Regions from separate parts of the Homo sapiens genome. Here regions 1 and 3 are each linked to region 2. The links are chromatin loops, found by intact Hi-C in ENCODE. Cell type or tissue: left ventricle myocardium inferior. All regions are shown on one strand. Each heading gives the region's core, and the rest is flanking DNA. Links, peaks and the distances in the headings are about the cores only. Region 1 overlaps ZDHHC17 (zDHHC palmitoyltransferase 17). Region 2 has its middle 62 kb from the start of OSBPL8. Region 3 has its middle 54 kb from the start of E2F7.

What was found. Peaks named below come from ENCODE experiments on the same cell type or tissue, not always from the same donor. Only the 100,000 strongest peaks of a DNase experiment are listed, where the experiment ranks them.
Region 1: it touches region 2 in a loop (13-fold over the local background); 106 of 110 quality-filtered maps call a loop at or near these places.
Region 3: a loop joins it to region 2, with 6 times the contacts of the local background. A loop is called at or near these places in 89 of 110 quality-filtered maps.

What each region holds. Positions count from the first base shown.
Region 1 is chr12:76,786,619-76,797,949 of GRCh38, forward strand. It overlaps ZDHHC17 (zDHHC palmitoyltransferase 17), which reads left to right. Exons shown (of 17, transcript NM_015336.4): 2 at 10,816-10,919. Among named protein-coding and RNA genes, the nearest start is that of ZDHHC17, 28 kb to the left of the region's middle. In left ventricle myocardium inferior, for the core only: CTCF peaks have their summits at 4,548 (motif pointing left) and 4,754; no DNase peak of the experiment used is centred there; H3K27ac peaks cover 1,418 bases.
Region 2 is chr12:76,616,425-76,627,755 of GRCh38, forward strand. It overlaps the pseudogene YWHAQP7. Among named protein-coding and RNA genes, the nearest start is that of OSBPL8, 62 kb to the left of the region's middle. RefSeq lists a silencer at 7,565-7,859. In left ventricle myocardium inferior, for the core only: no CTCF peak of the experiment used is centred there; a DNase peak (open chromatin) is centred at 5,257.
Region 3 is chr12:77,005,759-77,017,089 of GRCh38, forward strand. No RefSeq gene overlaps it. Among named protein-coding and RNA genes, the nearest start is that of E2F7, 54 kb to the right of the region's middle. In left ventricle myocardium inferior, for the core only: a CTCF peak has its summit at 5,375 (motif pointing left); a DNase peak (open chromatin) is centred at 5,373; H3K4me3 peaks cover 413 bases; H3K27me3 peaks cover 257 bases.

The sequences.
Region 1 (11,331 bases), core at 1,107-9,106, 170 kb after region 2:
CCGCATGTGGTCCTTCCCCATCAGCCTCATGAGTTGTGGGGATTATAGGTATGCACCACTGCACCCAGCTGAATTTTTCTAGCTTGGACATTTTGATAGTTAGAAATGCCTTCTAGTAAATAGCACAGGAAAGGTGGAAGTATAAATTTTGGGGATGGTGGAAAGGAAAAAAAAATCTTTAGATGATCTTCTAAAATTGCATATCTAATTCTGTTACTTCCTTCCTCAAAACTCCCTGATTGATCTCCGTTGCCTGCTGAACTAGATGCCTAAATGTCTTTACTTATTCTCAGTCGAAGATGGGGTTTTTGCACTTCTCCTAAGAGATAGTTTACAATACTTCTTAGGATTTTCAGTTACGTATCTTTGCCATTCAAATTACATTTTGGTAATTACATTTAGATAATTTACATGTGCACTTGATGCAAACATTTAAAAAACCAAAATAAAACAACTTAAAATACTTGAAGGTACTTCTTCCTTGAAATTTTCCAGAGTCGTTTTATGTCTGCCCTAGTTTTTTGGGCCCTAATGGAAATGTCACCACGACTTGAGTGTGGGCTGCTGATAAGAACAGTTGGCCTGTGGTAGAGAAGGGAGGTCAAGGGGAAGAGTGAAGGTCACTTTCATAATATTATCATCAACTAGGAGATACATAAAAATAATACTGGTCATAATCTTTACAGGATGAAATCGAGAATCTCCAATGAAATATTAAATTGGCCATATTCTATAATGTAACAGCCTGTTGGCATTTTTATGCCCAATCAAGTGGGCATTTTTATCCATATACAGTGTTATGCATTCCCTGGAATATATTTGAATAAGGATGATTGAACAGCTTTATGATGAAGAAACACTAAATACATTGACTATTAAAAAATGGAGGAAAAATAATAGGAAATAAGGAAGTATTCTCATTTTACTTTTCCAATATTGCATTTGATGTTTTTGCCAATGCCATCGGCCATAGAGTGAAAACACACACTCTGTCTCTCCCTCTCTCTCTCTCTCTCTCTCTCTGTCTCTTGTGTGTGTGTGCGCGCGCAGGAGAGTTGATGGTATTCTTACAGTATTCAAAGGTATCTAAAATCAGAGATGATATTTTAACATTGTGGCTGGATATAAGATAAATCTGTGAACATTAGTAGTAAAACCATATACTAGTTATAACCAGCTCCAAAATACAATGAAAATGATTTATATAGATCCATTTACACACTACTTACCAAACTAAACAACTCTCAGAATCATATTAGTCCGGATAAGCTATGTTTTGCTGCAGTAACAACCCTAAATTTCAGTGGCTTAGCTGAGTGTGGTTGTGTGCACCTGTACTACCAACTACTCAGGAGGCTGAGACAGGAGGATTGCTTGAGCCCAGGAGTTCCAGGCTGTAGTGGTGATGATCACGTCTGTGCATAGCCACTGTACTCTAGCCTGGGCAACATAGTGAGACCCTGTCCCTTAAAAAAATGTTAGTAGTTATGCTACACATACATTGTGGGTGGGATAGTAGGTTTTCTATCCAGTGATTATCTCTACTCTCTAGAAGATTGCCAGTCTCCTTGGCAGATGGAAAGAGAGACTGGGGAATTGCATGTTGGCTCTTAAACTTGTTCTCTGAAAGCAACAGATCCTTTTTATTCATATTCCATTGGTTAAGATCACATGGTCAATCACTTGGACACACTTATCTTTCAAAGGGCCAAGGGTGTACAGTTCAACTTTGTACCTGAGAAGAGAACTGAAAATATTTCATGAATAGCACTAATAATTGTAGCAGTATTGAAATATAAAAATGAAAACCAAAAAAGCACAAGGAAAAGATTAATACATGTGACTATAAAGGGTATAATCTCTGAATTATATTGAAAGCATAAATGAACAGTTCTAAACATGGAAGTCTTTAGATCAGTATGAAAAAGATTAATCTATATATAAAAGTGTAATACAAATATATTAAGCAGATTTCAGGAGTCAAGTACAATAAAATGACCAAAAGATATGAACAGGTAATTCCCAAAAGATGAACTAGGATAGGAAAATATATTTAAGTTGGAATCGCAATTTTTTTTTTTTTTTTTTTTTTTTTTGAGCAGAGTTTCGCTCTTGTTGTCCAGGCTGGAGTGCAGTGGCATGATCTCTGTTCACTGCAACCTCTGCCTCCCGGGTTCAAGCGATTCTCCTGCCTCAGCCTGTCGAGTGGCTGGGATTACAGACATGCACCACCACGCCCAGCTAATTTTGTATTTTTAGTAGAGACGGGGTTTTCTCCATGTTGGTCAGGCTGGTCTCAAGCTCCCGACCTCAGGTGATCCGCCTGCCTTGGCCTCCCAAAGTGCTGGGATTATAGGCATGAGCCACCGTGCCCAGCAAGTCTTTCTTACTCTTTAAATAGTGGAGAATTTAAAAATAACACCCAGTGCCAGTGAGTTTATGGAGAAATAGTTAATCATGTATTGCTGTTTGGATTATAATTCTTTTGCAAAACAATTTAGATACCATGTCAAGAACCATAAAAATATTCATACTCTTTAAGAATCCGTCTCTAGGAGTTTACCCCAGTTAAAATGAAGAAATATTAAATGAGTTAAAGAAAATATTTTTCAGTAGTGAGGAAGAATCCATCCATTTATTCTTTCATTTCATTTAAGGAGACCAGTATTATTTGTGCTAGGCTCTGTCCTAAGCACTGGACATACACAAATGATTAAGATAGGATTCCCACCCTGTCATAGCTTAAAGTCTAATGGTGAAGAGAATGTTAGGGGAAGACAGAGAAGAGGAAAGCCTAAAATACACAATCTCAGTTCAGTTAGGACATGTAAGAATAACCTAAAAATGTTCAGCAACTGGGAAATGTTTCAGAACATTTTGATATATTGGTATATGCAGTGGTATATATTGGTATATGCAGAGTGACTAACTGTGGTTGAAAGGAATACTTACAAAAACTATGTGTAATGGCATAAAGAAATGTAAAAGGAAAGAATATTAAGGGTGTGAGTACTATGATTATAGACTATATAAAAATACATAAACATTTGGGGAAATAAAGATTGTAAAGGAGTGTTGAAAGAAATCCGAAAAAAAAAATAAGGTTAGATTAAAAACAATAGTTGCCCTTTAAAATACATAACTTGAGTCTAGTAATGAGAAAAACGTCAAAGAAATCCCAGTTGAGGGTCATACTACAAAATACCTGACTAGTTATTCTCAAAACTGTCAAGGTCATCAAAAACAAGGGAAGTCTGAGAAGTGTCACAGCCAAGAGTAGCCTAGGGAGCCATGATAACGACATGTAAGGTAGTATCCTGGATGGGATCCTGGAACAAAAAGAACATTGGACAAAAACTAATGAACTCTGCACAAAGTATGGGCTTAGTTAATAATAGTGTATCAATATTGGTTCTTTAAAGGTAATGTATCATACTGTTAGCTGTTGTTAATAGGGGAAACAGCATGGGGAATATGAGAACTACTCTCTTGACATTGTTTTTGTAAATCTAGACCTCTTATAAAAAATGAAGCTTTTTTTTAAAGAGATAGGAAGAGGAGAGAAACATATGCATATAGGCATTTACTTAAATGTTCATCAGGCTGGGCACGGTGGAGCACACCTGTAATCCCATCACTTTGGGAGGCCGAGGTGGGTGGATCACTTGAGGTCAGGAGTTTGAGACCAGCCTGGCCAACATGGTGAAACCCCGTCTCTACTAAAAATACAAAAATTAGCTGGGCTTAGTGGCACGCATCTGTAGTCCCAGCTACCCTGGAGACTGAGGCAGGAGAATCAGTTGAACCCAGGAGGTGGAGGTTGCAGCAAGCCAAGATCATACCACTGCACTTCAGCCTGGGTGACAGAGCGAGACTCTGTCTCTAAATAAATAAATATTCATTCATCAAATGTCTGTGGAAAGACATTATAATACACTGCATACAATACGATACATATATTGTTACAAATACATGTATAGATAGGGATTAATGCTAGAAGGAAATGAAGTGAAAACTGTTATTTAAGGGAGCTAAGGTTGATGAATATTTTCCCAAATGTTTTCCTAAATCAGTTTTGTTCAGTCTTTCCTGAAAGACAGTTCATCACAAAGTTAAATACCTCATGTTCTCACCCATACATGGAAGCTAAAGAAGTTAATCTCAGAAGTAGGGAGTAGAATAGTGGTTACTAGAGGCAGGAAAGAGGAGGAAGGAGATAGTTAAAGGTTGGTTAAGGGATATAAAAGTACAGCTAGTTAGGAGGAATAAGTCCTAGTGTTCTATAGTATTACAGACTGACTAACAATTTATTGTATATTTTCAAATATACAAACACAGATTTTTAATGTTCTCAACACAAAGAAATGATCAATGTTTGAGGTGATAGATATGCTAATTATCCTGTTTTGGTCATTGTACATTGTATACCTGTATTGAAATATCACTCTGTATCCCATAAATATGTACAATTATTGTGTCAATTAAAAATAAAAGCCGAGAAAACATGGTGTTTCAGGTAGGTTGTAAGAGTCTGTCTTGAGTATAGTGCCATCTGCTGGCAATGTTAACTAATTACATTTTTAAAAAGTTATTTTATGATTTTATAGGGGAAACTGGTTTTTCTTGCCATTTTGTTATTCACTTGGTTATATATTTTTATGCTTATGCCCTCTTTTTATTATGAACAATAAGCATTCCTTTAAAGATCCTTATGATATGCCTAGAATTTAGAAGAAATCACTACCTCAGGTTTTCCTTTGTTGCCAAATTTTTTTTGCCTATTTCTATGGCTGTAACAAAATGCCTTTATTTTGCAAATGTAATTTGGGGTGAAATAATTTTTTTTAAAAGGAGCTTTATACGTATGCTTTTTGTTTTATTTTGTTTTAAGAAGGTTCGTTAGTATTAGGTAGAATTTAGAAATGAATCAAGTACCCGTAGAGACCCAAAATACCATAAATTTAATAGAATTAAATTTGAAGGGCAAGTCCCTTCCATTACCCTTCTTTCACAATATTCCTGAACTCACTATACTTAGTATACTATACTATACATCTGGGATTAGCATAGACGCAACAAGTCAAGGGCTCAGTCCCACAAGACTGAAGTCCCCACTTCAGATGCCAGTCACAAATCAGGCCTCCAGTATTTCTGGACTGACTGGCTATAAATTGGGTTCCCATGACTCCCTCCTCAGATTTGATAATTTGCATAAGTTGCTCACAGAACACAGGGAAACACTTTACTTACATTTTTCAGTTTATTATAAAGGATACAACTCAGGAACAGCCAGATGAAAGAGATGTATGGGAGGAGGTCTGAGTAGGGGAGTGTGGTTTCCATGCTCTCTCCAGGCATACTACCCTCTCAGAACCTTAATGTCTCCACCAATCCAGAAACTCGTCAAATGTTGTTTCAGGAGGTTTTATAGAACTTAATATTCAGCACCTCATTCTCCTTTCTGGAGGTCAGTAAGAAGAGTTGAAAATTCCAGCTCTCTAATCACTTGGTCATTCTAGTCACCAGCCCCCTCCTGAGTTTATGCTATATAGGCTCCACTCCAGGTCACTTCATTGGCATAAACTCTGGTGTAGTCAAAAGGGACCTTTAATGAATGACAAAAAACAGTCCTATCACTCAGAAATTTTAAGCATTTTAGGAGCCTTGTGCCGTGAACCTGGGACAAAGACGGATTACACTTATACCACAATAGGTCTAGCATTTTAAAAAGTTAACTAGTTTGCACATAGACACTTGGCGAATAGTTGATTGGTTATATAATCCCATCAAGGTATGCAAATAAACATGTATTATGGCATCTCTCATTGGCATATAAACTAGTATTTGCCCTATACCTGCTGTATAAGATTGAGTCTTGTCATGTTGATTTCTCTTTGCTGCAGTGTTTATCGCAGCTCAGCTTATCCCAGCTCTTCCCATTCCTGTCTACTATTCCTGTCTACTATCTGCTACCTATAGTAGCAGATTTTGGAGGTAATTTCTCTCCTTCCAGTTCTCTTCAAAGCCAGGACTATTAAAACAAACAAAAAAACCTTCTGACTGTCAACTAGATAATGTTAAGAATCTTCCAAGTGACTATAATTTTAAAAAAATATATGAAATCATTTTATGTTCCCCTTAGAACTTGGAGAATGTCTAATCTAGAAGTTTCAGAACTTTTTTTTTAGAAAGCAGCTAAACCTTTAATTGAAGAAATCTTGTATAAAGCTGCATGTCCTGGGGTTCCTACATAAGCAAACCCAAACCCAATTCAATGAAAACAGTGACATCAAACTTAAGTCTAACTAGAGACATTATCAGTTAGAAATCACCAACTGACCTCTAACTTGGGACCTTTTACTGGATCATGATCAAATAAGGCAAATGCCTAGCTAGCTATGGCTGATCAAGTAATTGCTTTGCTTCCAAGTTCAGCCTGTTGAAACCCTCTGCTCATGCTCTGAAGCTGAGCTTGCTGAACCTCTTTTGGTTATTAGTGTTGTCAGATTCGTGAGTTGTCCTTTGCTCAGATAAACTCTGCTAAATTTAATTTGCTTAAAGTTTTTAATACCCAGTATCTAAAAACAAATAATGAAGTGCTTTGTTTAAGACGGGAATGAGGCTGAGTGCAGTGGCTCCTGCCTGTAATCCCAGCACTTTGGGAGGCCGAAGTGGTAGATCACTTCAGGCCAGGAGTTTGAGACCAACCTGGCCAACATGGTGAAACCCTGTCTCTACTAAAAATAGAAAAATTAGGCAGGTGTGGTGGTGTGTGCCTGTAGTCCCAGCTACTCAGGAAGCTGAGGCAGGAGAATGGTTTGTACCTGGGAGGCGGAGGTTGCAGTGAGCTGAGATCATGCCACTGCACTCCAGCCTGGGTGACAGAGTGAGGCTCTGCCTCAAAAGAAGGGAATGAGTGTGTGGAGTTTGAAATCTCTGAGCTCTTCCACTTTTACCTTGAGGCACCTCAGAGGAACTTTTTGCTTATTTTATCCAAATCCCGTTTTACGAAGGAGAGATCTGTACCCTATAGTAGTTAATTGACTTGTTAGGTGTACCCTAGGTAGGGGAGTGGCGGACTTTTATTCATTAGCCTCTCAGTCGTGGATTTTTTTCTATTATACCAAGCTGCTTCTAATGGAATTACTGCGTTCTTAAAAGTTACAATGACACACATACATATTTTTAAATTAGTATTGCTTTTCTTGGTAGAAATAGCAATTAAATTGCTTCTTGGTTTCCATTAACATCGAGGAAAAATTACAGGATTTTATTTTATTTTTTTGAGACAGAGTCTCACTCTGTTGCCCAGGCTGGAGCACAGTGGCGCGATCGTGGCTCACTGCAAGCTCCACCTCCTGGGTTCATGCCTTTCTCCTGCCTCAGCCTCCCGAGTAGCTGGGACTACAGGCGCCTGCCACCATGCTGGGCTAAATTTTGTATTTTTTAGTAGAGACGGGGTTTCACTGTGTTAGCCAGGATGGTCTCAACCTCCTGACCTTGTGATCCACCTGCCTCTGCCTCCCAAAGTGCTGAGATTACAGGCGTGAGCCACTGCACCCGGCCAAATTACAGGATTTTAAAGAGTTTAATGAACTAAATATTTGTATGTTGAAAATATATTTAATATATAATAGCAAATTTTTAGCTTAAAAATTATTATCTATGTTAGATATGCTTATTTATATGAACATGTTAAAAATATGTTTTATAATTAGAACTGTTACTCCTAGGCCTATTGATAGTTGTGATTATCTTGATAGAGTGTTGTCATTTGTCACATTGACAAGGTACTAGTCCTAGAGATAAACCAGTATCCAGTCTGTTTAAAAGTGAGAAATAAAGTTCTTTATTACAAAATTTGTTAGGTAATAAAGCAGGTTGGAGATTTTCATATATACCTTTTCTTTAGTGAGTATAACTCTGCCACTGTAGAATTATTTGAGATATGTTTAGTTAAAGGCATATTTTAAAAAATAGATACCTTTTACTAAGGAAATAAAAACAACCTTATCGGAGGCACAAAACAGATACTTACATAGGTTAATTTTAATATGTTACTGGAAAAAAAAAGTCTAATTTCCAGTAACATTTTTAAGCTCGCATTTGGCAATGTCAGTGAAACAAACTGAGAATACAATTTAATCATTATGTACAGTAAATGAGGTCTCTGGGCATGAAAATAAAATTAAAGTTTCTTGAAAACTTTATGATAGTAATCCTCAGAAAGAGACTTATTTTTATTCTATGAATATTATTGGTATGTAAAAGCAATGTATTTGTCCATAGTAAAAAAGAATAGCATTTTGCCGTAGCACATTTTCAAAGTTTTTTCAAGTTATGTTATTACCTTTTGGATATTATGTTGCCCTCATCTGTGTTTTTACTTATTATTGGAAGGCTCTTGCTTATAATATTTGACTTATTTTTCTTCTCTACTTTGTCTTTCCATTCTGGATTGGAAGTCCTTCAGGATGACAGGCTATATTTTGTATACATGCACAGTGATGCTCTGAGCTATAGTGGAGCCTGAAGCAAAAGGAAGAGTTAGTGATTCTGATGCTGTCTCTGTTTTAAAATGTTGATGTTTGGTTCATGGGTGTGTGTGTGTGTGTGTGTGTGTTTTGTTGCATTGGTTTTGTTTTAAAAATATTCCATTAAAACGTTGTTGTTTTTGTTGTTGTTGATCTTGATTACTGCGTTTTTTGACAACCTCTTTAACGTTGCACATGTCTTACCCTATCCTGGGTGGGGTCCAAGTGTACATTGTAGAGAGCTTTATGTATAGCAGGCTCTCAATACATGTTTTGTTGGGTATATTATTCTGTTCTCCCTGAAAGATGTGATCAAGTTTTTATTCTTTTTCAGGTATCTTACAGCCATATAGATGTCAAAGTTGGAGTTTAAAAAAATTATTTTCCTTGTGGTTGGAGAGAATAGAATCAGAAAAGAAAATTTAGAAATAAGAAAGTGTTACTGGCTTAGAAGTATTTTACTTTACCTTAACCCCACTGAATATAGAGCATAGAGAGATTGAAAACTGGAATTCTGTGGAGAAATTAAATAGAAAAGATTTAAAGAAATTAAATGGATAAGTCTTATGTATTGGCTTGCTTTGTCAGTTATTCAGAACATTGTGTATACTCAAAATACTAAACCTACTCAAGCTACTCTATTTTAATGGAGTTTGAGAACAACCTCTTAAAAAATCATTTAGTGAACTATCTGCAGTATATTGTGAATCTTGGCTTAAGAATGATGTATATTTCTTTCTTCTAATGTGGGTATATAATTATAAATGTTAAAGTGTATTTTAACATTGGCTATAGCATTTTCATAAGGAATTAAGCATTTACTTGTTGAAAGATTATATGCTAAGCAGAATTTGCTTGTGTAAAACTTTTAAATTCCTTTTCATTGAAAATATTCAGATTGATAGTCTTCTAAATTTATGGTTCAAACAAATTAGTTTTAGAACTTTCCACAAAATTTGAATGGCTAGAGTAAGCTAAATAGCTTTTTCCTCTAGTAAAATACTCTCAACTTGGTATGATTAAGTATCAGTGGTAGGTGGTTTATCAGAGGCAAGAGAGCATATATTGTTCTAAGGATTTCTTTCCAAATCTTTTATGATTTATCCTTTTATTTATATTTACACATATGTTTGTCAAAAATATCAGAAACACAGCATTTTCAACAGATGTTATTGGAACTGAACAAACTCAGTTTTTCAGTTTTTATATAAAAGAAACAATTGTATTTTAGTGCTATGTTATATTGAGGAAATTGACTATATATACCAAATTTTGTATTTTTAATAGAAAATTACAGCATGTAAACTTTGAATAGATGTAATATTCTTTGAAACTCATTTAAATTTTTATGTAAATTAAATTTTATATATATGGATTTTTATATAAAATCTTTTTAAAAGGATATTAACATTTTTAGGCCTATTCAAGCAGATTTACCTTTTATCAGCACTGCTGTATTCCTTATTCATCTAATGGTAGTTCAGAGCATGAAGAAGTTTAGGAAAGGTGATATCTGAGAATAATAGAAAAATAATATCCATAGGTTCCTTCCTTTAGGGCCTTAGAGTTTATCTGAGGAATAGAGTAGTGCATGTGATGAAGGTTTTAAAGTAGAGTGTTAGAGCTGTGGGTCATACTAGAATAATAGAAAAATTGGTCAGAGAGAATGAGTTGATCTGATGATGAGGTAAGAGAGTTCTGTGGAGCTGAAGATTAGTTTCAGTTGCTAAGTTGTTACTTGTTTCTAATCTTACAGATTGTTTTAGCTTGAGAATGTGTAAAATGGGTAGATCTCTTTGAACAAGCTTTTTCCCTAAAGAGTGTAGACTTGGCCGGGCATGGTGGCTTATGCCTGTAATCTCAGCACTTTGGGAGGCCAAGGCGGGCGGATCACGAGGTCAGGAGATGGAGACCATCCTGGCTAACATGGTGAAACCCCGTCTCAGCTAAAAATGCAAAAAATTAGCTGGGCATGGTGGCACGTGCCTATAGTCTCAGCTACTCAGGAGGCTAGACAGGAGAATCACTTAAACCTGGGAGGCAGAGGTTGTAGGGAGCCGAGATCGCGTCACTGCACTCCAGCCTGGGTGACAGAGTGAGACTCCATCTCAAAAAAATAAATAAATAAAATAAAAGAGTATAGACTTTAGAATAAGGTAAATTTAATTATTTCAGTAATTAGCATTTCTCAAACAACACAAAAGCACTACTATAAAATATAGAAATATTTTCTGTACCTCTTTTTTCAATTCTTGCCTGTGTGTGATTTTCTTTTTAACAGGAAATCAAACCCCAAAGCCATTATAACCATGGATATGGTGAACCTCTTGGACGGAAAACTCATATTGATGATTACAGCACATGGGACATAGTCAAGGCTACACAGTAAGGTTTTTGTTGTAGTTGTTTTCTTTGGCATGTGTATTTCAAGTGAAATATGAATCTGAATAACAGTCATATTACTTTGGGAAAAACATCAGTATATCTCAATTAAAAAATTAGTTTATGGGCCGGTTGCGGTGGCTCACACCTGTAATCTCAGTACTTTGCAAGGCCGAGGAGGGTGGATCACCTGAGGTCAGGAGTTTGAGACCAGCCTGGCCGACATGGTGAAACCCCGTCTCTACTAAAAATACAAAAAATTAGCCAGGCATGGTGGTGGATGCCTATAATCCCAGCTATTTGGGAGGCTGAGGCGGGAGAATCGCTTGAACCCAGGAGGCGGAGGTTGCAGTGAGCCGAGATTGCGCCACTGTGCTCCAGCCTAGGCAACAAGAGTGAAACTCTGCCACACACA
Region 2 (11,331 bases), core at 1,566-9,565:
TTAAGCTTTCCCTTGATGAGAGTGGCTCAGCTGGAGAGATGGAATGGAGGGGGTTAGGAGAGGGCCCTTCAGGCAGAAATGGAACAACCAGATCTAGACTCACAATGGAAATAAGAAAAGCATAAATAAGAAAAGCATGAATAACAGAAAGTGAAGGAATGAGAATGAGTGGCACTGATGTATGTCCTACTCTGAAAGGTAAAAAGACACGGAGTTCCAATAGCCAAGCTCTACCTTTCCGGAAGACGGAGAAACACATTTGGAAAGAATACAAAGCATATGGGCCTGGGGTTTAGGAATGAGAAAGCATCACATTTTAGGATGGGTGATGGTTAAATGTTCAGCCTTGCCATAGGACCAACCTGGATTTAAAGTTTAGGTCTTCTTCCTGCTGGCTGTGTGACCTCTCTCAGGAAAGGTTGTGTGTTTCCTCTCTAGGAAAGTTATGCCTACCTCATCAAATAACATGTTTGTAAAATACTCAGAGTAATGGCTGGCACAAAGTAAACACTTAGTAAATGGTAGCTCTTCTTCTTACTATTATTTTTATGGAAGCTCTGAAGTGGTTGAAGATGGGCTTGCCCCCCTCATTTCTACAGCAATTCATTAAGGAAATATTTTCCAACTTGGGAACTTTTGTCTTCGTTATTATTATTTTTGTTATCATTATCTTTTGAGACAGGGTCTTGCTCTGTCACCCAGGCTGGAGTGCAGTGGCGCAACCACAGTTCACTGCAACCTTGACCTCCCAGGCTCGAGTGATCCTCCCACCTTAGCATCCTGAGTAGCTGAGATTACAGGCACTTGCCATCATACCTGGCTAATTCTCATATTTTTTGTAGAGACAGGGTTTCGGGTTTCTCCATGTTGCTCAGGGTAGTCTCAAACTGGGCTCAAGTGATCCTACTGCCTTAGCCTCCCAAAGTGCTGTGATTACAGGCTTACAGGAGTGAGCCACCATGCCTGGCCTCTTTGTTATTATTAATTAGCATTCATATAACATATGAATTAGCATTCATATAACTTAATGTTCCAAATGTTCTGACAAAAATTTGTTTGCAACTTTAATACCACTCCTGACAGAAGGTAGGTGCTACAACAAAAGAGGAGTAAGGAGAACATAATTAAAAGAGCATATTGAGATAAGTAATTTATGACCCAAAGTATGGATCTGAACACTGCACCAACCAAGACTGTGTGCTGACAATGTGTCCATTTTTCTAACCCAACTGGTTACCACTAAATCCCCTCACCTGTTGTGCATGGACTGTCCCTTCAGCAGAAGTGCCTGGAATTACTTTGTTTCTACATAAAAATTTTACAGTGTTCAACTGATACCCTGAAATCTTTGCAAGGAGTTACATGCTGTTTCAAAGATTCATAAGGAAATTGACTATTTGAATTTAGAAGTGCATTTTCCCATAAAAACTTGATTTAAACAGTTTACTTCTGAGGTGAGTCCACCAAATGAATGCATAATGCAACTGAAAAATTAAATATTTTAAAATAGAAAGGCAGTTTAAAAAAACTGGTATAATATTGGCTATTAAGCAGAATAGGAAAATAGTGTTTGTCAATGAAACAGTAGCCCCAGGTTCAGTCCTCTGCTCGGCTACTCTCTGGTTGTGTGAATCTGACCAGATCATTTTACCTCTCCATCCCACAGTTTCTTCATCTGTAAATGAAAGCGTAGGAAGACTTTTAAAAAGTCTTTCCTATTCCTATACCCACTAAAACGAACTGAAAGAAGCTAATTATAGAAGGAAACTGTCTACAGTGAAACTAAGAAAGGCTCTAACCTCATGCTACTAACTCATCAACATCATCCACAAAGATGATCATCCACAAAGAACATCACGTGAAGTGACCTAAAAGAGAAGCAGCGTTCTGATGCAGGACTCTCTTGCTCCTGGACACAATGAAAACTAGAGATAAGACTGAAGCACTTCTAATTCTATCCAGTTTAGAGGAACGAAGCCTTCAAAGAAAGGGTGGGCATCAGGAAAGACAGCAAACATTCTACTTTGAAACATTCCCCTGCTTAAATTATCTCCAAGAGGCTATATCTCCAGAAGTCCTACTTAGGTTGGATTTGAGGAGAGATATTTGTTAGAAGGGGGGCCTTAAAGCTGATTTTGCAAAGTACTTTACATCAGACTGAGTGAATGTCAAAGGTCAATATCAAAGAACTGGGGAGAGGGCACTAATAAAATTATGGAGCCAACAGTCCCCAGGTACCCCCTGGCTCCGCCATAGATGGAAATAATGGGACAGGAGGAGGAAGCCTTCAACAAAGGAGAAACTGTTTTCTTCTTTGTAGAAACCACTTGGAGGGCAGTCATTGGGAAAACTCTGAAAGGCCACTGAAGCCCCAAGCTCAAATCAGCTGACAGCTGTGCAGCCCTTTGTGTCTCAGGGTCCCTAGTGTGACAAGACGAGGGGAACTTGAGGCCACAGAAATGCAGCAGTTAACCCATCTCATAGTGGGGAGGAGTGAGACCTACCAGAGGGAATAGAAATGTGTCATGCCCAATTATTGAGGGAGCCCACATCGGCTACAAACACAGGCCTTTCTTTATAATAAGAGCAGGGGAAAATTCCCAGTAGACTGGAGAAAAATGAAGAATCAGGAAAGAGGTCAAGCCAGGTGATCAGCAAATGGCTTCCTGTGAAATAGATTTGGGGCATCAAACAGCAGAGAACTGTAAACAAAATGTTGAACTTGAACTCTAAATGATCTCTAAATCTCATTCCAACTCTAATATCTCGAGGATCGGTGCAAAAGAAATCTTTATCACAAATCTTGATACTTATAGAAACACAGATTTAAGTGGAAAAGAATGAAGGTGGTAAGTGAGGACTTCATGGTGATTCTGAGGGGGGCTTTGAGTACTTGCAAACACTTTGGATTCAAGGGTTTTGCTATCATTGATTTTACCTGCATTGTGAAGGCTCTCCTAGCAGGTTGCAGAGCTGTCCAAAGAGGAGCACAACTCACTCTCTGTGGCCTACAAAAACATTGTTGAAGGCTACAGGTCCACCTGGAGGGTCTCTTGAGCATTGAGCAGAAAAACCAACACCTCTGACAAGAAGTTGCAGCTGATCAAGAACTATTGGGAGTGAGCTTCACATCACTGAGAAAAAACAAAAAACAAACCAAAAAACAACAGAAAACTATCAGGAGAAAGTCAAGTCTGAACTGAGATCCGTATGCATTACTGTCCTGCAATTTTTGGATAACTATTTACTATCCAATGCAACTAATCTAGCGAGTACGATCTTTTATCAAAAATAAAGGGAGATTACTTCCAGTACCTTTGTTGCACGTGGTGATGGTTGAAACAAATGATAGATAATTCCCAAAGAGCTTCCTAAGAGGCATTTGATATAGTAAAGAGATGTAATCCATATACATGTCTTAACATTTCTGTACTTTACTATGAGATCCTTAATAACCCAGAGCTTGCCTGCGAACTGACTAAAACCACTTTTGATAGGCCATAGAAGAACTTGATACACTGAGTGAAGATTCAAAGACAGCACCCTTATCATGCAGTTGCTTATAGAGACAACCTAACATTATGGCCATTAGACAGTGCAAGAGAAAAATGTGATGTGGCAGCCAAGAGACAGAAAAGTAAATGCATACAAGGCGTAATCTTTCTTCCCTTCAAGAAACTTTTGTACACATCTCCATTGCCTTTTCCACTTGGATTTCCTGTAGCAAAGAAACCCATTCATGATGGCCGGGCGCGGTGGCTCATGCCTATAATCCCAGCACTTTGGGAGGCTGAGGCAGGCCGATTACGAGGTCAGGAGTTTGAGACCAGCCTGGCCAACATGGTGAAACCCCGTCTCTTCTAAAACTACAAAAATTAGCTGGGTGCGGTGGCAGGCACCTGTAATCCCAGCTGCTCGGTAGGCTGAGGCAGGAGAATCGCTTGAACCCAGGCAGCAGAGGTTACAGTGAGCTGAGATAGCGCCACTGCACTCCAGCCTGGGCGACAGAGTGAGACTCCATCTCAAAAAAAAAAAAAAAGAAATTCATTCATGCGTATGGGATCAACCCATTTACAGTCTTTTCACAATGCAGCTTTGGGAAAACTCCATTTCTTTCGTTTGTCCTGGCCCTCCTGGTGTACAGTTACTGCTATAGAAAAGTATTACTGGCTTCATTTCATATAAAATATTAGTAACTTCCACTTATATAGTGGACTAAAAATGTACTTGATATTTAAGTAATCTGAACTAATGCTGCAAGCAATTATGTTTTGTACCACCCTAAAGATCTGAAAATACAGTTAATTACAATTCGAGAGTATTCCCTATGTAACTTCTTGATTTCTTTATTCCCTCCCTTACTCTTCTTCAAGGGTTTCCTTTCGGTATGGAACTTTTCTGGCCTGGGGGGGAAATTGAAATGTCTCCTATATAATAGTTTATGGAGGTCACGTATATCCATAACAACAAGGTTTTCATTTGCTACTGTTTAAGTTGACAACTTCCCTTCCCAATAAAAATTCATGTACACCTCTTGTCTTTTACTTCCAGTATTCACCTTAACTGTTTAATAGAAGTATCATGTTGCTGCGAAGATACATGCATTGCTTTAGGTAAATTAAAGTGCATATCATTACTTAATACCCTAGAAAGCAGAAATACATTACACAAGTCCAATTCTAAAACTTTAGTACTTTTCTATGCAGATTTGTGCACATGTGAGAGGGTATCCGTTTCATTTAGTGACTGCTACTCAGAGTTGGACCAGCGTTTTTTGTTGCTAATGCACTGTGGTCCCAAAAAAGCCTTGCAAAAATGTTGTGCCCTGTGTAATAGCAGAGAAGCATAAAATAAACTTATACTTTATAAGCCGTTTACTATTGCTTTGTAACAATTGCCTACTCATATTTTAAGGAATAGGTGAGTTCACTACTTTCTGAAGTTTATCATAGTTCCCTTGTATCTTATGCAAAGTGTAGTAATGATACCCATAGTTCTGCATTGTGATACCCTTTTCTAGAGAAACCCAGAGATGTAAAAAATTGTACTACATTTCTCAGAGTGTTTTAACATAGATCAGCATCACAGGCTATCTATTCTTCAGATATAAATTATACATGTTAAGTGTTATATGGTATAAAGTGGACATTTTAAAGCTAGAAATAAAATGGAGTGTATGACAGAATCCTACTCGAAGAAATGATTATAGGGAAGGTACTAGGTCAGACAGTTCCCCATTCTGGTCAGCAGGTGGCACTAGAGTAGCTTGGATGCCAAATGGAACAAAGGGTAAAAATAGATCTGGATCAAAACAAACTTTGGGTGAAAGTGCAGGAGAGGCAGGTGACTGGTTGTTTACATTTCAATATGTCTTATCTCTCTTTCTAAATTGTTCATTGTTTGAAGTGAGGCACACTTCTAGGTACAACTAAAAGTTGTACTGAACCTTTCTGTGCCTTGGACTCTTACCTGAAAATGGATACAATAATAATGCCTACCTCATAGCATTATTGTGAGAACAATGAATTAATGCATGTCAGTGCAACAGTGCAGATTGCAGAGTAAGTGTTCAATAAATGTCAATTATTATGACTCTGCATAATGACCATGAGGCACACATAGTAGAAATTCAAAAGATATTAGTGGACGCGGAATTGCATGGGATGCTCATAAGCCTGATGTTTATAACTCAGAGACCACCTAGTATTAAAATATCTGTAAGACAGATTGGTATGGGAATAATTGGGAATAATTACTTACATTGATAATGTGACTGTTTTAAATGTAACCTCAAGAGTTCACTGAAATGCTATCTTTCTGAGTATCATTTAGTTCACTGAGTCTTTTCAGAGATGTATTGTGAGGGAAATCTAAAACAGTAATAAATATTGCAAAGCTAGGCAAACCTATTCTGGTGTGTTCCTTCAGCAAGAAGTGTCAGTCTCAAACGTGTTCAGCTCAGCCCAGACACAGGAAACAAAGAAAGACCTTCCGCTTTATGAATTCAGTTCCATCATTACCTAGAAAGCCACTCAAGATATACAAAATGTTTGAAGAAAGAGGCTCGTACTGGTCATGCTGTTCTAAGTTTAATATTCAGTGGACCGGGGGGAACTCTCGAGTACTTGCTCAGCCATCAAGCTGCACTTTCCCTTCCAAACTTCTGACTCTGCAAGTTCAGATCTTAGAGTAGGGCTTCTATCCAGCTTCCAGGTTTTCATGCCACTTTTTCCTGAGAGTATAGCTCTGCACTCACCCCCAGATAGGCCCTTGACAGCCTGCCTATCCATTTCTCACCCTCTTATCCTGTTACCTGAACTATGCTACTGTCCGCCATATACTGAATGAGATCCTGCTTCAAACCCCATGGATCCTTCTGGAAAGATTATTACTGCTTCTCTGACTATAAGTACTACTGCTACAGCTTAGATTCACCTGGTATTCCCCATGCCACTTTATTTATTTTTTTATTTATTTTCATTTTTTTTTTTGAGACAGGGTCTTGCTCTGTTGCCTAGGCTGGAGGCCAGTGGCATGATCATAGCTCACTGTAACTTTTGATTCCTGGGCTCAAGCAGTCCTCCCACCTCAGCCTCCCAAGTAGCTAGGACTACAGGCAGGCACCACCATGTCTGGCTAATTTTTAATCTTTTTGTAGAAATGGGGTCTTGCTATGTTGTCCAGGCTGTCTCAAACTCTTAGCCTCAAGTGATTATCCTGCCTCAGCCTCCCAAAGTGCTGGAATTAAAGATGTGAGCCACCCTGTACACCCAGCCTCCACTCCACTTTAGACCCTCCTGTTGGGACCACTGACCATCCCTAGCAGAGGCAGGCCCAGTTGCTGTCTTTTATAATCCTTCCCTTCCCTTGCCTGTGCCCATACTTACCTTCCTTTTTTTTTGTTTTTGTTTTTGTTTTTGTTTTTGTTTGTTTCCCTACTGGCTCAGAAAACCTCATTCATAGCTGATAGGAAGGTAAGATTGGAAGGGAATAAGAAAAAGGCAAATATTACAAGGATGAGGAGTGATAAGAATACTTTGAGCTCCAGAGATGTAAATACTGTGCATAGGAAATAGAAAATAAACAAAATGATTCTGAAATTTTCACATAAGGGAGGAAATATAATTTCATATACAGGCAATATGAAAATAAAGTTGGATTTAACTCTGACTCCTGCCTCTTCCACCTACAGGTGATATGACCTTGTGCAAGGTTAAGCCCTCTGAGTGTATTTCCTCACTTATACATGAGGTTATAAAATGGTTCATTTTGCAGGGTTACTGTGAAGACTAAATACGATGACACATATGAAAATGCTCCATTTATGCCTGGCAACTGTTCTGCCCGTGTCTTAGGTTAGAGGTTGAAAGGTGAAACTATTGGCTGAATTTGGTTCAAAGATATGTTTTATTTTGCCTTGAGTTAGGGTCCCCAAGACCAGCCCCAAGTTTGATGATTCACTAGGAGGACTTATAGGACTCACATATAGTAATACTCATGATTATGATTGGCAAAAGGATACAAAGCAAAATCAGCAAGGAAAAAGGCACATGGGTCAAAATCCAGGATATACCAGCCACAGACTTTCAAGGGTCATCTCCCATGGAGTTCACACAGGATGTGCTCAATTGCCCCAGTAATGAGTTGTGATAAAACATGTGAAATGATGCCAACCAGGAAATTCATTACAGACTCAGAGCTCAGGGATTTTATTGGGGCCTAGTCATATAGGCAGCCTCTGCTAGGCACATACTCAAATTTCAGAGTCCTAGAAGGAAAGCCAGTAGTCAGCATAAACATGTTGTCTACACAAAAAGTTTAGGCACAGCGAGTCACTCTTACCAGTTCTGGGAATGGTGGGAACCCTCCTGAAATCCAAGTTCCCAGATGCCAGCCAAGGGCCGGCTTTGTAAGCAGGCCTTTCCAAGGATAAGCAGTTAGGGCTGCTACCTCAACTTTTTGTTGCACAGACCTGCACAGGGTTTGTCTGTGCAGGTTTCTTTGTTTTGTTTTATTTGTATTTTACTTAGTTGCCATTTTTTAAATATTAAGATATTTCACTCAGGATTTCCATCTTCATGTGAAAAATCAAGTAGTTAAAAAATAGATTCATATTCCCACATGGCAACAATTGGTAGTCCCTTTTAGATAAGGCTTCATGTTCCCTCAAATTCCTCCTAGTCTCTGCCACTCCCAATAGTCTTTGCCACACTGAGCACCAACTGCCATTTACATCCTGCTTTTGCGAATCTGGCCTTGGCCGCTTGGACCAGGAGTGGCCGCTTGGACCAGGAATGGCCATTTGACCAGATGACAAGAGAAAGAAGCAGGCATGTGGAATACCACTGAGTCGTGATAATGAACAATGATGCAAACAGGTCATGGTTAATGAATTCCTCCTGTTGAGGTCACCAGAAATGCCATGAAATCAGAACTCCTCTTTGCCACCCTCTATTATAGCAGTTACTTGTGGGTATTCTTGGGTTGATATGACAACACTTTCATTGCTATATATAGTAAGTCCTCTTTATTTAAGCTAACTCCAGTCAGTCTTTGCTCCTGCCCACCTAAAGATCACTGATCGGAAAAGTGTTAATATAAATTAATTATTACATATATTTGCCCGTTAGAACTTTGTAACTTGAAGTCATTGTTATTGTCATCCCCACCAAGACTTGTGATCACAGACTAAAATATGTCAACAGAAAGGTAAATCTTGTTCAAAGGAAATCAATCCAATCAAGTAGTTGTATGTATCGATATGCCCTTTTATTTACTAACTCAACTACTGTGTGATAAAATGAAATTTCATCTTTATATTCCTAGCATCTAGAAAACTACCAGCTATGGAGTTGGATTCAATAAATGTTTCCTAACTTTATAAAGTTCATCTATAACAAGGTCTAGAAACCCAAGGATAGAAATAATGAAAATCATTATGCTCATGCTAAAAAGGGGAAAATGCAAGTGATATAATTGCAGTAGTGTGCTGCATGCCACCCAACCATACAAATGTTCTAGATGCTTCTTTTCTCATTCTAGTTACAAAACCGGCACAGATACAAGCTCCAGAGAAGGAACTGCAAAGATTCCAATGTCTGTTGATAGGTTCATTCTACTAAAAGCAAAGAATTTGAAAAGTTCTTTACTTGCTTCCTTGATAGTTTCATTTCTCAGACGACTGAGGAAGCAATTAGGGGATTTTATATTCTAGACTTGACTTTTACTAATAAGAAAAACTGAGTTTTTAAAGTTAGTAAAGTAACTAGAAACTACAAGAACACCAAGAAAAAGAGGCAGTGTCATGCAGATTGCGTATCCCTTATCCATTAAGGTGCTAACATAAGAATTAGGCGTGCTGGGGATTCATTCATTCATTCAACAAATGTTTACTGAATGCTTACTATACGCATGCCTATTTTAGGTTCTGGGTATATGACAGTGAATAACATAGACAAAAATCCATGCTCTGTTGGACCTTGCATTCTAGTTGGGGGACGGGGATAATAAACAGCTATATTAATAAAATATGTAATAGTTCAAATGGTGATATGAACTATGAAGGACAATGTCAGGGAAGAGGAATAGAAATTGCTAGGGAAGAAGGATGCTGTAATTTTATGTAAGGTTATTGGAGAAGGCCTTGAAAAAGGGACATTTGAGCCAAGGTAGATGGGGGAATGAGCTATGTAGGCAAGTGGGAAAAGAGGGAGAGAGAACAGAAGGTATATATGGGTTTGTGCCCTGCTAAGTGAGCCAAGGGAGAGTAGGAGATGAGATTAAAGATTGCAAAATGCCTTGTAGGCTATTGACTTTGGTTTTACTCTGGAATGAGAAGCCGGTAGAGAGTTTGAGCAGGGTAGTGACATAATCTAGCTGACATTTAAAAACGCAGGCGAGAGGGAGGAAGCAGGAGATTAGTGCAATAATCCAGATTAGAGATGTTGCTAGTGTAGACCAAAGTGATAACAGCTGACTTGGTAAAAATAGTCAGATTCTCGACATATTTTGAAGGCAGGGCTACCATGATTGAATTATGGGAGAGGAAAAGTGGCAGAAAGAATTGAGGATGACTCTAAGGTTTTGGCAAGAGTGACTAGAAGGATGGAGATGTGATTAACTGAAATGGAGGAAAACTGTGAAAGGAAGAGTTTTGTAAGAGAAGAGGAGTTCAATTTTTAGACATGTTAAATTTGAGATTCCTTTTACACCTCAAAGTGGAAATGTTGGTAGGCAGTTAAATATATGAGCCTGAAATTTAGGCAAGAGTTCTTGGCTGGAGAGTTATCAGTATATAGGTAATATTTAAAACCATGAGATTAGATGAGATCACTGAAGGAGAGAAAGTATTGGCCAGGTACAGTGGCTCACGCCTGTAGTCCCAGCACTTTGGGAGGCTGAGGCAGGAGCATTGCTTAAGCCTAGAAGTTTAAGACCAGACTGGGCAACACAGTAAGACCCTGCATAGCAAAACCCTGTCTCTACAATTTTTTTTTAATTAGCTGAGGATGGTGGCACACACCTGTAGTCCTAGCTACTCAGGAGGCTAAGGTGGGAGGATCGTTTGAGCCCAAGAGTTAGACGCTGCAGTGAGCTATGATCACACCATGACACTCCAGTCTGAGCAATGGAGTGAGATTCTGTCTCTAAAAAAAAAAAAGAAAAGAAGGAAGGAAGGAAGGAAAAGAAAGAAAGAAAGGAAGGAAGGAAGAGAGAGAGAGAGAGAAAGAAGCATTGAAGATAAGAATATAAGAGTTTCAAGAATGAGGTGTTTCAAAGTTTGGATGTGAGGGTGATGATAAGGAATGAGCAAAGGAGGCTGGAGGCTGAGAGAGAAGTAGCAGCTGAAGAAATAGGAGACAATCTGAGAGAATGAGATGTCCCGGCAGCAAAGGGAATAAAGTGCCTGGAGAGGAGAGAGGTCACTGTCAAGTGAAGAGAAGTCAAGATAAAATAAAGACTTACCTTTGGATTTTACCATGTGGAGGCTTTAACATGGGCAGTTTAAGTGTTGTAAAGGTGAATAAAACACTGTTGGAGTCTGGTCAAGAGAGAATCAGTAGAAAAGAATTTGGAGACTGCAAATTTCAAGCAACAACAACACGCGGTCTATTTCTACATGTTTTGCAATAAAAGGGAGCAGAGAAATGGACAGTAGGTAGAAGAAGAATGTTGGGTCAGGAGGATTTTTTTTAATTGGAGGAATTTGTATGTTGATGGAGTGATCCAATGGAGAGGGGAGGGGAAACTGAGGATGTAGGAGAGTGAAAGCAGAATTGACAGAGCAATGTTCTTGAGGAGGCATGTAAAAACAACAGATGTCTGCTCCAA
Region 3 (11,331 bases), core at 1,942-9,941, 390 kb after region 2:
TTAAATGTTTTCCATGTTAATTAGATCTAAAATGTAACTGTCAGAATTATTCTCCATTTTTCCGTCCAACCTGGGTCTGAAGAAAGGCAGTCTGCCTTCAGTTAGTTGTATGGCACCAACAGCCTGCTGGCAAACAGTATGTGCAAATACTTGCTGACACAGACCAAAAGTTTGAACTTGAATAACTTTATTTCAAGAGAAGACTTTTAAAAATACTTCCCTTTAGAGAGTAACCACAAGACAAGGTTATACTTTAAGAAAACAAGTTGAAGTAGAGAAGATAGTTTTTTAAAAATATTATTTTACTTTTTATAAGTCAGAAACCATATGGAATTTCCACTCTTGCCTAGCTCGTAAATGACTTCACCTGGTTTTCTTGAAACTTGACCCTCCAAACTCCAAACTCAGCAAAGTCTAAAGATGAGTTGGTATCTGGAATTGATATTCTACAGGCCAGTCTCTTACACAGGGCAAGTTGTTCAGGAAGGAAGGGAGACTTAAAGATAGGGAGGAATGAGACATCCTTTTCAGCCATCGCATTTTGACCTGATCTTACCTCTCAAAGCCCTAATGTTTCTATTTCTGGACTAGAAAAGTACTTCTCTTGTCATTTGCTTTTGATATTTTTCGAGGAAATGAGGACAATTAGTATACTCTTCTAGGAGCATTTTTATACCATGATCTATATATACAAAGCAGGCGATTGAACAGAAACATAGGGGCACCTTGGGCATCTGATTACTTGGTGCCCTTTGGTTTAATATTTTTAGATATTTGGCAGGGTGTGGTGGCTCACGCCTATAATCCCAGCATTTTGGGAGGCCAAGGCAGGTGGGTCACTTGAGCTCAGGAGTTCGAAACCAGCCTAGGCAACATGGCGAAACCCTGTCTCTACAAAAAAATACAAAAAATTAGCCAGGTGTGGTGGCAGCACCTGTGGTCCCAGCTACTTGAGAGGCTGAGACAGGAGGATCACTTGAGCCGGAAGGGGACAGGGGACAGAGTTTTAGTGAGCCAAGATCGCACCACTGTACTCCAGCCTGGGTGACAGAGCGAGACTCTGTCTCAAACAACAATAACAACAATGTTTTTAGGTATTTATTAAATGTTTATTTAATGGTGGTGTGGTTGTGACTAAAAGGAGTAATTTCTGTTTTTTATGTAGTAATAATTTCTACTTTCCCAGAAGCAGGAGCAACGTACATTTTGCTAGTTACAAAAGATAGCTGTGGAAAGTAGAGGTAGTTGGTATATATTTCGTCTCTCTCTCTCACACACATATATGTTCCTGCAATACTTGGGTGAATCTTTGTGGATTTGTTGAGCTAGCCTGATGCTCAATCTGGCTCTGAATGCCAGGTTTCCCTTGTATCAGTTAGCAGTTGCTGAATAACAAACTACCCCAAAATGTAGTGGCTTAAAACAACAACTCTTTATTATTATTCACTAGTCTATTGGGAATAGACAGTTGATAGAACTCTAAGATAAACAGACCCGCCCAGTAGACTAGGGAATAATAATAAAGAGTTTTTGTTTGTTCTTTGAGATGGAGTTTCGCTCTTGTTGCCCAGGGTTGGGATTACAGGCGCCTGCCATCATGCCCGGCTAATTTTTGTATTTTTAGTAGAGATGGGGTTTCGCCTTATTGGCCAGGCTGCTCTGGAACTCCTGACCTCATGATCCGCCTGCCTCGGTCTCCCAAAGTGCTGGGATTACAGGCGTGAGCCACTGTGCCCGGCCAAGAGTTGTTGTTTTAAGGGCTGTGCTTTACTAATTTAGCTGGGCTTGTTCATGTGTTTTCTGTTATCTGGTTGAGGAAGGTTGCTCCTGGCATGAATTTACTCCACTCTAAGTAGTCTCTCTCTCATCTTCCAGTTGGCTTAGCCCAGACAGTTTCTCAGGGTTGAGGCAGAAATCCAAAGACGAGAAAACTGAAGCACATGAGTTCTCTTGTGGTCTGGCTTCAAATTGATGTCATCATTTCTGCTATATTCTGTTAGCCAGAGCAAGTCACAAAGCCAGCCAGGTTTAAGAGGTGAGGAAATAGACTCTACCAGCTGATAGGAAGAACTGCAAGTCACGTTGCAATGAGCATGGATAAACGGGGTGGGTAGAGAATAGGAGCCATATTTATGATCAATCTATCATGGTCTGTAACTGTGAAATCATGAAGTGAATAGAGTTTGTCTTTGGTAAGTCACTTTTCAGTTTTTAAATAGTATATGTTAGTGGAAAGATTGGTGGATTTGGGGTCAAGGACCCAGGGTCAAGTCTTAGCTCTGCTTTTTTATTTGGCAAATCATTTTGCTCTCTAAGCATGAATTTGTTTGTCTTTAAAATGGGGTGATGACATTTATCTACCTGTCTTCTAATTTTTTTTGACATGTAAACTCTCATGTTTAATAAGTAAGGTGAAAAAGACTCTCCTTCTTAGCTATTCAGAGCCTTTATGCTGGCTCTTGGCTGCTGAAGCTCCATCCACCACCACCACCACCATCTTGTCTCATCCCATGCAAATATCTCCTGTTCCCCTTAGGTTTGCTTCCCCAGTCTCTTCTCCCACCCTGATCTGGACTTTCCTCAATTCTCACTTTATTTCCCTGTCAAATGTGAACTCTCTTAATTGTTTTTCTTGCTTTAAAATTGTGTAGCTAATTTGATAAATGACTTCAACCAAAAATGATATTGTTTCTAGATAAAACTGGTATTTTTGCATCAGCCTACTGAGGAAATCAGCTATGTCCATGCTTCTGTTAAGCTGCCCTAGATTTGCAAAGCACTTTACATGTGCCTCTTCAATAGTTATCACCATCTCTGGAGCCCTGATAAGGGCTTTAGATACATTTTCCTCATAATCTTGACCAAAAGTTAAGAGCCTCAGCCCTGCCACTGACTAGCATTGTGATTTTAGGGGTGTCACCTCCATTTACACTTATTTTTTTCTTACCTCTAAACAGGGAAAATTTGATAAATTGATCTCGAGAGGCCCCTCAAACACTTGAATTTATGACATTCTAGAATATTTACAAAATAAAACATGGAGAATCCAGTATTGTTTTGAATATTTCTTTATTTTGTAGTTTAGCAAGTCAAGTATTCTGTAGCCAATGATGTCTTAGAAAAGAGGTAATTATGATCATAATTAAAATAACAAATATAAGTAAACCTAAATCCCTTCTTGGCAAGAGGTTGTTTTTTATAAAAATCATCTCATCTCTGTTTTGCTGTTCTGATATCATTTGAAGAGTTTTCATTCTGTGATCAATGGTAATATCTGATATGAGAAATATTATTTATATAGTAGAATGGATGATAGCAAGAGAAAAAGTGAGAAAGGAATGAGAGAAGGGAAGAAGCTAACACTAACTCAACTCTTATTCTGTGCATAGTAAGAAATGATTACAGAAACATGACCCTTGGCAGAGATTGCTAGGTATTCTCCAAATTCTGGGTTCCTTTCTTCTGGGCACTCGGGCAGGTTATATCTCTCAGCTTCTTGCAGATGGCTGTGTCTCTGTGCCTGAGTACCAGCTGATGGAATGTGAGTGGAAGTCGTGTCCCATCTCCTGGTCTGACTTCCAAAAGCCTCTCAAATATGCTCCTTCCCCTTTTCCCTGCTTCCAGCTTCCCTGGGTGAAAATGATGCCTAGGTGATCTTGAAAGTCCTGTGTTGATGACCGCAGAACTGCCGTCAACCTGTTCCCCTGAAGCAGAGGCATGCTGCTGATGAGGTATGCCTACCTTGCCCTACAAGGTGAGCGAGAAGAAAACCTGCATAGTGTTTGAACCATTATGCACTTTGCAGTCCATTTGTTACAGGAGTTTAACATACTCCAATTAATATACAACATTAATCTTCAAATCATTCCTATGAGGTAGATAGTACTTACCTTTATTTTTACAGAGGAAAAACTGAGGCCCCAAATGAGATGGGAACTTTCTCAGGTTATACAAGTGGCAAAGCAAGATTCAAACTGGGGTCACAACTCCCCTCATACCGCAAACATTTCTTTCATGCATCAAGAGACTACCAGAATTTTAATGTAGAAATTTTCATCATATTTCTACATGTTGGGCAAAGATGTTGAAAGATAGTAATTCCCACATCATTCTGTGTCCAATATGAGCTAGAGGCAATGTGCCACAATGGCGTTAGGTTCTGACAGAATCTAGGCAAGTCATTTAACTTCTAAGGGCCTGAGCTTTCCAATCCAGATAATTAAAGTAAAAATTAAGATAGAAAACTGGCTGGGCGCAGTGGCTCACGCCCGTAATCCCAGCACTTTGGGAGGCTGAGGCAGGCGTATCACGAGGTCAGGAGATTGAGACCATCCTGGCTAACACGGTGAAACCCCGTCTCTACTAAAAAATACAAAAAATTAGCCGGGTGTGGTGGCGGGCGCCTGTAGTCCCAGCTACTCTGGAGTCTGAGGCAGGAGAATGGCGTGAACCCGGGAGGCGGAGCTTGCAGTGAGCCGAGATCGTACCACTGCACTCCAGCCTGGGCGACAGAGGTAGACTCCGTCTCAAAAAAAAAAAAAAAAAAGAGAGAAAACCAGATTTTCCTAACTGGTAAGCCAGTTTCCATTCCCATTTCCCCTTCCTTAAAACAACAATTTACCTTTTGTCCAACTCAATCTTAAAAAGTTGTCCCATTCTGAGGCATAAAAACCTTCAAAAAGTGGGGTTGAGTATTAAAATAAATAATGCATGTTAAGCACTCGCATAGTGCCTAGCATATAATAGGTGCTCAATACAATCATAATCTTTTAAATAAGGCAAAATTGGCCCTTATGAGCACAGTGTTTGTGTACTATGTTCAGAGTTGCTCAAGCATTCTGGATTTCCTTTTCTTGCATTTCTCTATTGGGATGGGATTTGCCTTATGATTAGCATAAGTTATAAGCATCTTGGTCTGTTCTTCAGGAAAAGGAGGTAATTTGGGCTGCAGGCATGTTCTCATTGGAGAAAATGAGGGCAATTAATGGTTAGTGTTCAAGAACAACAAAGCTCTTTCAGTTGCTTAGCAACTGAAGCTAAGGGGTGGGCAGACACTGTGTGAACAGTGGGGAAGAGAGAAGCAGGGAGGAGTGTAAAAATGAATTTAACGTCCGGCTCATTCCCAGGTGGGTGAAAAGTGATTTATGTAGCTCTGGTATTTATAGCTATTTATTTGTTACATGACTGGAAATTTTAATGAAATATTTTGAAATTCAGCAGTGGTAAGTCACAGTGGACATTTATTGCTCTAATGCAAGGGAAATGTAAACTGTTTATTTAACACGTTGATTGCAAATGAAATATAGAAATGGTTTAGAAGTCTTCTAGCTTTGGAAATCCGTCAGGCTGCACAGACACTACTGCCACCGTGTGGACAATGCGGGGAGCCTAGCGGGAGCTGAGGGATGGGTATAAGAAGCTCTATCTCTGAGACCTTCCGATGGTTTTGCTCACGTGCCCCTGAAAATAATTTTGAAAACTTATGGCACATTTTTAAGTTGATATGTAAACATTTTAATTATAAGTTTAAATGGTTGTAAATAATATAATCTCTTATGGTTCATGAATATTGACATTTCAAAATAAAATTGCTATATTTCTCCTTTAAATGTATAGAAGGGAATTTAAATACCAGTGGGATTTGATATTCACCATCAGCTATTTTTAAATTACACAAAAAAGCTTTTATAAATGAGTAATTTTCACATAATTCCTTTTCCTCCTTGGTCTTATATTTGAATTCCATTTCCCCAATAGACTTAAATTCTGTTTTACACACATTTATGTTTTAATATATAATGCTATATTTAATATTATGTATATATAAAACACTATATATATTTCTCTATAACAAAAATAAATATAAATTAAAAGTTAAGTTATAATTTTTTCTGTTGACCACAAGGCTTTAGTTATCTACATTTTTAAGTATACAACTGATTGAAACACAAATGTTAAAATATTTATTGAAAATAATTTTATTTACTTTATTTAAATTTATTTAAAATAATTATTAAACATTAAAAAGTAATTAATACTTGAGATATATGAAGCTTTAAAAATTAGTTTACATATCCATGATGAATATTATTGCTAGAATGAGACAAGGGTCAGCATCGATACTATTCATATTTATCATTTTTCTCTAGTTGTAAGCCTCAAGAAACTTCAGTCACAGAAATAAGTATGGAAGAAATTTTATTAGGCAGCATTAACTGAATTTTTAGAACAATTTCCAAGTTATTTGCCCTAAATGATGTATACTTTTTTAAAAAATTTATTTTATTTTTGAGACAGAGTCTCGCTCTGTCGCCCAGGCTGGAGTGCAGTGGCGTGATCTCAGCTCACTGCACCTCCACCTCCCGGGTTCAAGCAATTCTCCTGCCTCAGCCTCTTGAATATCTGGGATTACAGGTGCCCACCACCAAGCGTGGCTAATTTTTGTATTTTTAGTAGAGATGAGATTTCGCCATTTTGGCCAGGCTGGTCTCGAACTCCTGACCTCAGGTGATCTTTTTTAGTAGAGATGAGATTTCACCATTTTGGCCAGGCTGGTCTCGAACTCCTGACCTCAGGTGATCTGCCTCCCAAAGTGCTGGGATTGTAAGCGAGAGCCACTGTGCCCAGCCGACTTATACTTTAAATAATTTTCTTTTTTTAATGACCAGTAGACACATTGATTAGGTTTTGCTTCAAGGTTGTTGACAGCCAAGGAATCGGAAACTACAGGACCTGCAGCAGGATTTGGTGCCCAGTCATCAGAATAATTTACTCTTTCAGCACAGACAATATTTCAAATCATCCCTGTGATGGATGTTCTAGAGGTTTCTATACCCCAGACAGGGAATGTTTGTAACCTTCAATTGCATGGGAGGTAAGCTCTTCTTTTGCAATGAGAGGGAAAATTTAGAGAAAGGGGCAATGGGAACAGAGAACTAGCTTAACAGTTGACCAGAGATTACCTAGGCAAATATATTTTAGAGATGCACCCAGATGGAATTTGAAGATATAAATAAATTAATCCCCTTAAAATTATCTGTATAGATCTATCCTTTGAAAAGTCTTTCCACACTGATGCTGAAATCACTGGTTTATCCCAAAAGCTTCTCTGTAAGGAAGCGTTTCATAAGGCTGATGCCAAAATGAGCTGCCATGGTAGGGGTCGAGGGGGCATAGTTAAGGTTTCAGTGTTGGATTCACTGAGTTTAAGTCACTATTATTTTGCTAGAATAACTTCTGCACTAAAAAAACCCCGAAAAAAACCAAACCAACAACAAAAGATGGTGTTGGGAAATGTTAGCAATGATTTTGAAAGCTCTGACTTTCTAAAATCCCATGTTGGCCATGCTGTGTTGGTCCCCTCAGTTATTATTATTATTAAATTATGCCAGTCAGGATAGCCTAAATTAGGTCGAGGTAGCAAACAACCCCAAAACTCAACAACTTGAAGACAAGTCCTTGTTCATTGCAGATTGGCTACAGCTCTGCTTCTTGCCCAAGACAGTAACAGAGCAGCCCATTTGGAGCATCTGGTTTCTTGGCAGAGAGAGAAACAAGATCTTGTAAACCATGAGCAGTCTTTCAAAACTTCTGTTTCAGGAGAACACACATCATTTCCATCTAGTTTCTTTAGAAAAAGTAAGTTCATGGCCACTCTTGAGTTCAACATGGTAAGGATGTACACACCTCCTCCAGGAAGAGATCACAGGTCTTCAAGCCAATGTAATAACTTATCACAAAAATCCAAAATCTAGGAACTGTTGATAACCATAGTAAACAGATGGTTATCATTTTCTAAAATTGTTAAAAATACAGTTGACCCTAGAACAACATGGGTTTGAACTGTGTGGGTCCACTTACACGGGACTTTTTTTCAAAACAGTTACACCCAGCAAGACTGCTTCTCCTGCCTCCCCTTCCACCTTCTCCACTTCTTCTGCCTTTTCCACCCCTGAGACAGCAAGACCAACCCTTCTCCTTCCTCTTCCTCAGCCTACTCAATGTGAAGATGATGAGGATGAAGATCTTTATGATGATCCAGTTTCATTTAATGAATAGTAAATACATTTTTTCTTCTTCATAGTTTTCTTAATGACATTTTCTTTTCTCTAGCTTACTTTATCATAGGAATACAGTATATAATGCATACAACATGCAGAATATGTGTTAATCAACTGTTTATGTTATTGGTAAGGCCTCTGGTCAACAGTAGACTATTAGTAGTTAAGTTTTGGGGAAGTCAAAAGTTATATTTAGATTTTCGACTACATGCAGGTCACAGTCCCCACCCCTTCATTGTTTAAGGGTCAACTGTATTCATTTTAATTTTACAACTTATTCCATCATACAGAAAAATACAGAGATCAATACAAAAAAGACATGAGAATTTATATCCCAAAATTACCAACTGTTAACCTTTGCTATATTTACAGCTTTTTCCACTCAGCAGTATATATTTTAGACATATCCATGTTGTTACATATAGATCTAGCTATTTCAGTTAAACTATTTAGTAGTAGTACATTATGGAAAGAGATCACAGTTTATTTATCCCTGTTGTTGGAACTTCAGTTTGTTTATATCTTTTGATTGTTACAAACAATGGCACAATAAACACTGTTATACCTGTCTCTCTGTGTACAAGAGTTTCTCTAAGATTTATGCCAACAACATAATTGAAAGGCTTCACAGAGTGGCCTTGTAGGGTTTAAAAAGCTAATTGCTTTTCAAGTTGCAGCTTTAGAAATGGCGGCTCCAAGGGGGCAGACTTCACAGGAAATGAAACTGTGGCTTAGTCCCACCCTAGACGATTTTCTTGGCAGAAAGAAGCCAAGACAGCCTCATGAGCCTCTCCCGGGCCCCTGGGCGGTGAGTAAGGAAGGCAGTAGAAAGCTTTCGTAAGGGCTGTGAGTGCCGTGGTAACATTGAACTGAGAGCCAGCTGACCTAGAGTGGCCTTGCCTTCCAATGAGGGGGGCCGAGCAAGGCCCGGCCAGGTATTCCAGGGAGTGGATTTGGCGCCCAAGGAAGTTGCCGTGACATCAAAAGGGACAACTGGGGCCAAAGAGCAGAAGGGAAAATGTACATCTTAGCTGATGACAATTTGAACAGGTAAGGACTGAGAACCAGTCTACCCTTGCTCATGGCTTGATGTGTGACTGTAGGAAGCGGGTTCAGGGCTGTAGCGAAATTGCTGTTGCTAGCTAGCATCTGTTTTATGCCTTTTCCATTCTAACAGAACCTGATTTTTGGTCAAGTGTTACCCTCCTCCTCCCCCAGCTTCCAGGAGCCCGTGTGCTTCAGTTCCAGGGTAGGTCGACATGGAATAAAGATAATCCTATCTGGACCTAACTTGGTGTAGAAACGGGTACGGAACCCAGTTTGGACCAATAACAATTGAGGAGATACTTACTGGGGAACTCTGAGAAAGTTCTTACCCCTCTGGAAGAACTTTGATAAGTTGTTTTCTTCTCTTCCTTTGAAGAGAAGGCTGCAGCCTGTGGATTAAACTTACATATGGAGCAAAGCGGAACCAAATGAACTGGAGCGAAAACGAGCTGGAGTCCTTGTCCTACCTCTGTGCTTTTAGTGATGTAAGCCAACAAGGCCCCTTATTGTTAAGCCTGTTTGAATTATGTTTTCAAATACTTGCCACTAAAAGTACTTCAACTGCCTCTAGAGAGTTTCAGGGAGTTGTGTGTAGAGTGGAGGCTGAATTGAATGAGACTAATTTCTGCCAGAAGGTAGAATGAGGGCTTAAAATAGAAATTAATTTCAATCCCAGAAATATATATATATATATAGGCAGCCCTTGCTTTGCCTGGTTCTAATATGCATGTATGTCAGTTGTCATGGGTTAAATAATATCAATCTTCTAATAATATGATTCAGATTTTAGTTAGTATGATACACTCTCTACATAAATAACAGATGCCCATCATGACCAACAAGCAATCATGTCATTTCTTTCTTCTTCTTTTTTTTTTTTTTTTTTTTTTTTGAGACGGAGTCTCGCTCTGTCGCCCAGGCTGGAGTGCAGTGGCTCGATCTTGGCTCACTGCAAGCTCCGCCTCCCGGGTTCACGCCATTCTCCTGCCTCAGCCTCCAGAGTAGCTGGGACTACAGGCGCCTGCCACCACGCCCGGCTAATTTTTTGTATTTTTAGTAGAGATGGGGTTTCACCGTGTTAGCCAGGATGGTCTCGATCTCCTGACCTCGTGATCCACCCGCCTCGGCCTCCCAAAGTGCTGGGATTACAGCCATGAGCCACTGTGCCCGGCCGTCATTTATTTCAAAGTCTGTTGTTGATGCATAAAGTCTCTCTTCATGTAGACAGCAAAGCATGGAGTAATGTTGCCTGTTTGTTTCCTAGCGTTAGACACATGACATTTAATAAAATGAATAATCAGAAGAGAGAATTGGCCAGTAAAGATGAAAGTGAAGTACCATATGAGAAACTGTAGATATGCAGTTACGGAAACTTAGGGTGAATGTATCAACCTGTGAGGAATGTGGCTGTGATGAAAACCATGAAGGTGCCCCAGAGGAAGAGATGTCTGTAAAAACTATCCATTAAATGAACTCTTGGAGATATTTTCTGCAATCAAAAGTGTAAAAGATAAAATGTTGGAAGCTGATCCAAACTTAGAAAGGAACATGACAATTCACCAAGGCATAAAAAAGATGTTCAGTACTTATCGTAAGTTATATGTTGATGAGAAGGTAAGAGTTCTTCAAGCTGCTCTTGATAAGTTTTTACAAAGAAACAAAACATTTTAATTCTCAATCTCTCTAATACTATAAATTATATACTAAATATTAGTTTTAATATCTTTTCATTTCTCTATAGCCAACAGTAAGAGAATTTTTAATATCTTGATAAAAATTTAAGAAGTCACAGAACAATTGCAATTATGCATGCATGCATGCTTTTGCAGCAATCACTTGGCTTAAAACGCCTCCCACCCAGCAATCTAATAGGCATCTTTCAAGACCAGTTCAAATGTGAAGATTGCTTTGCACACTTTCAGTATGCATGACTGTTTTTATGGTCTTGCATTACTATGTAAAGAGAGGATTGTCTGCATAATAAAATTACAACTTCCTGCACATACAAGTGTGTGGTCTGTAAAATTAATACAATCTGGGAATTGTATGGATCACCTATTTGATGGGTTTGTATGGACTACACCTATCACATTTGTTAAAACAATTTGTCTTAGCTTGGTAAGTGGCATAGCATAGGGGTGAGGGTGCAGGACTGGGAAATTTGGAGTTTTGTGCTCTAGTCTCAGCTTTGTGGTTAAATTATTGTTTAATGCAGGGCAAGTTA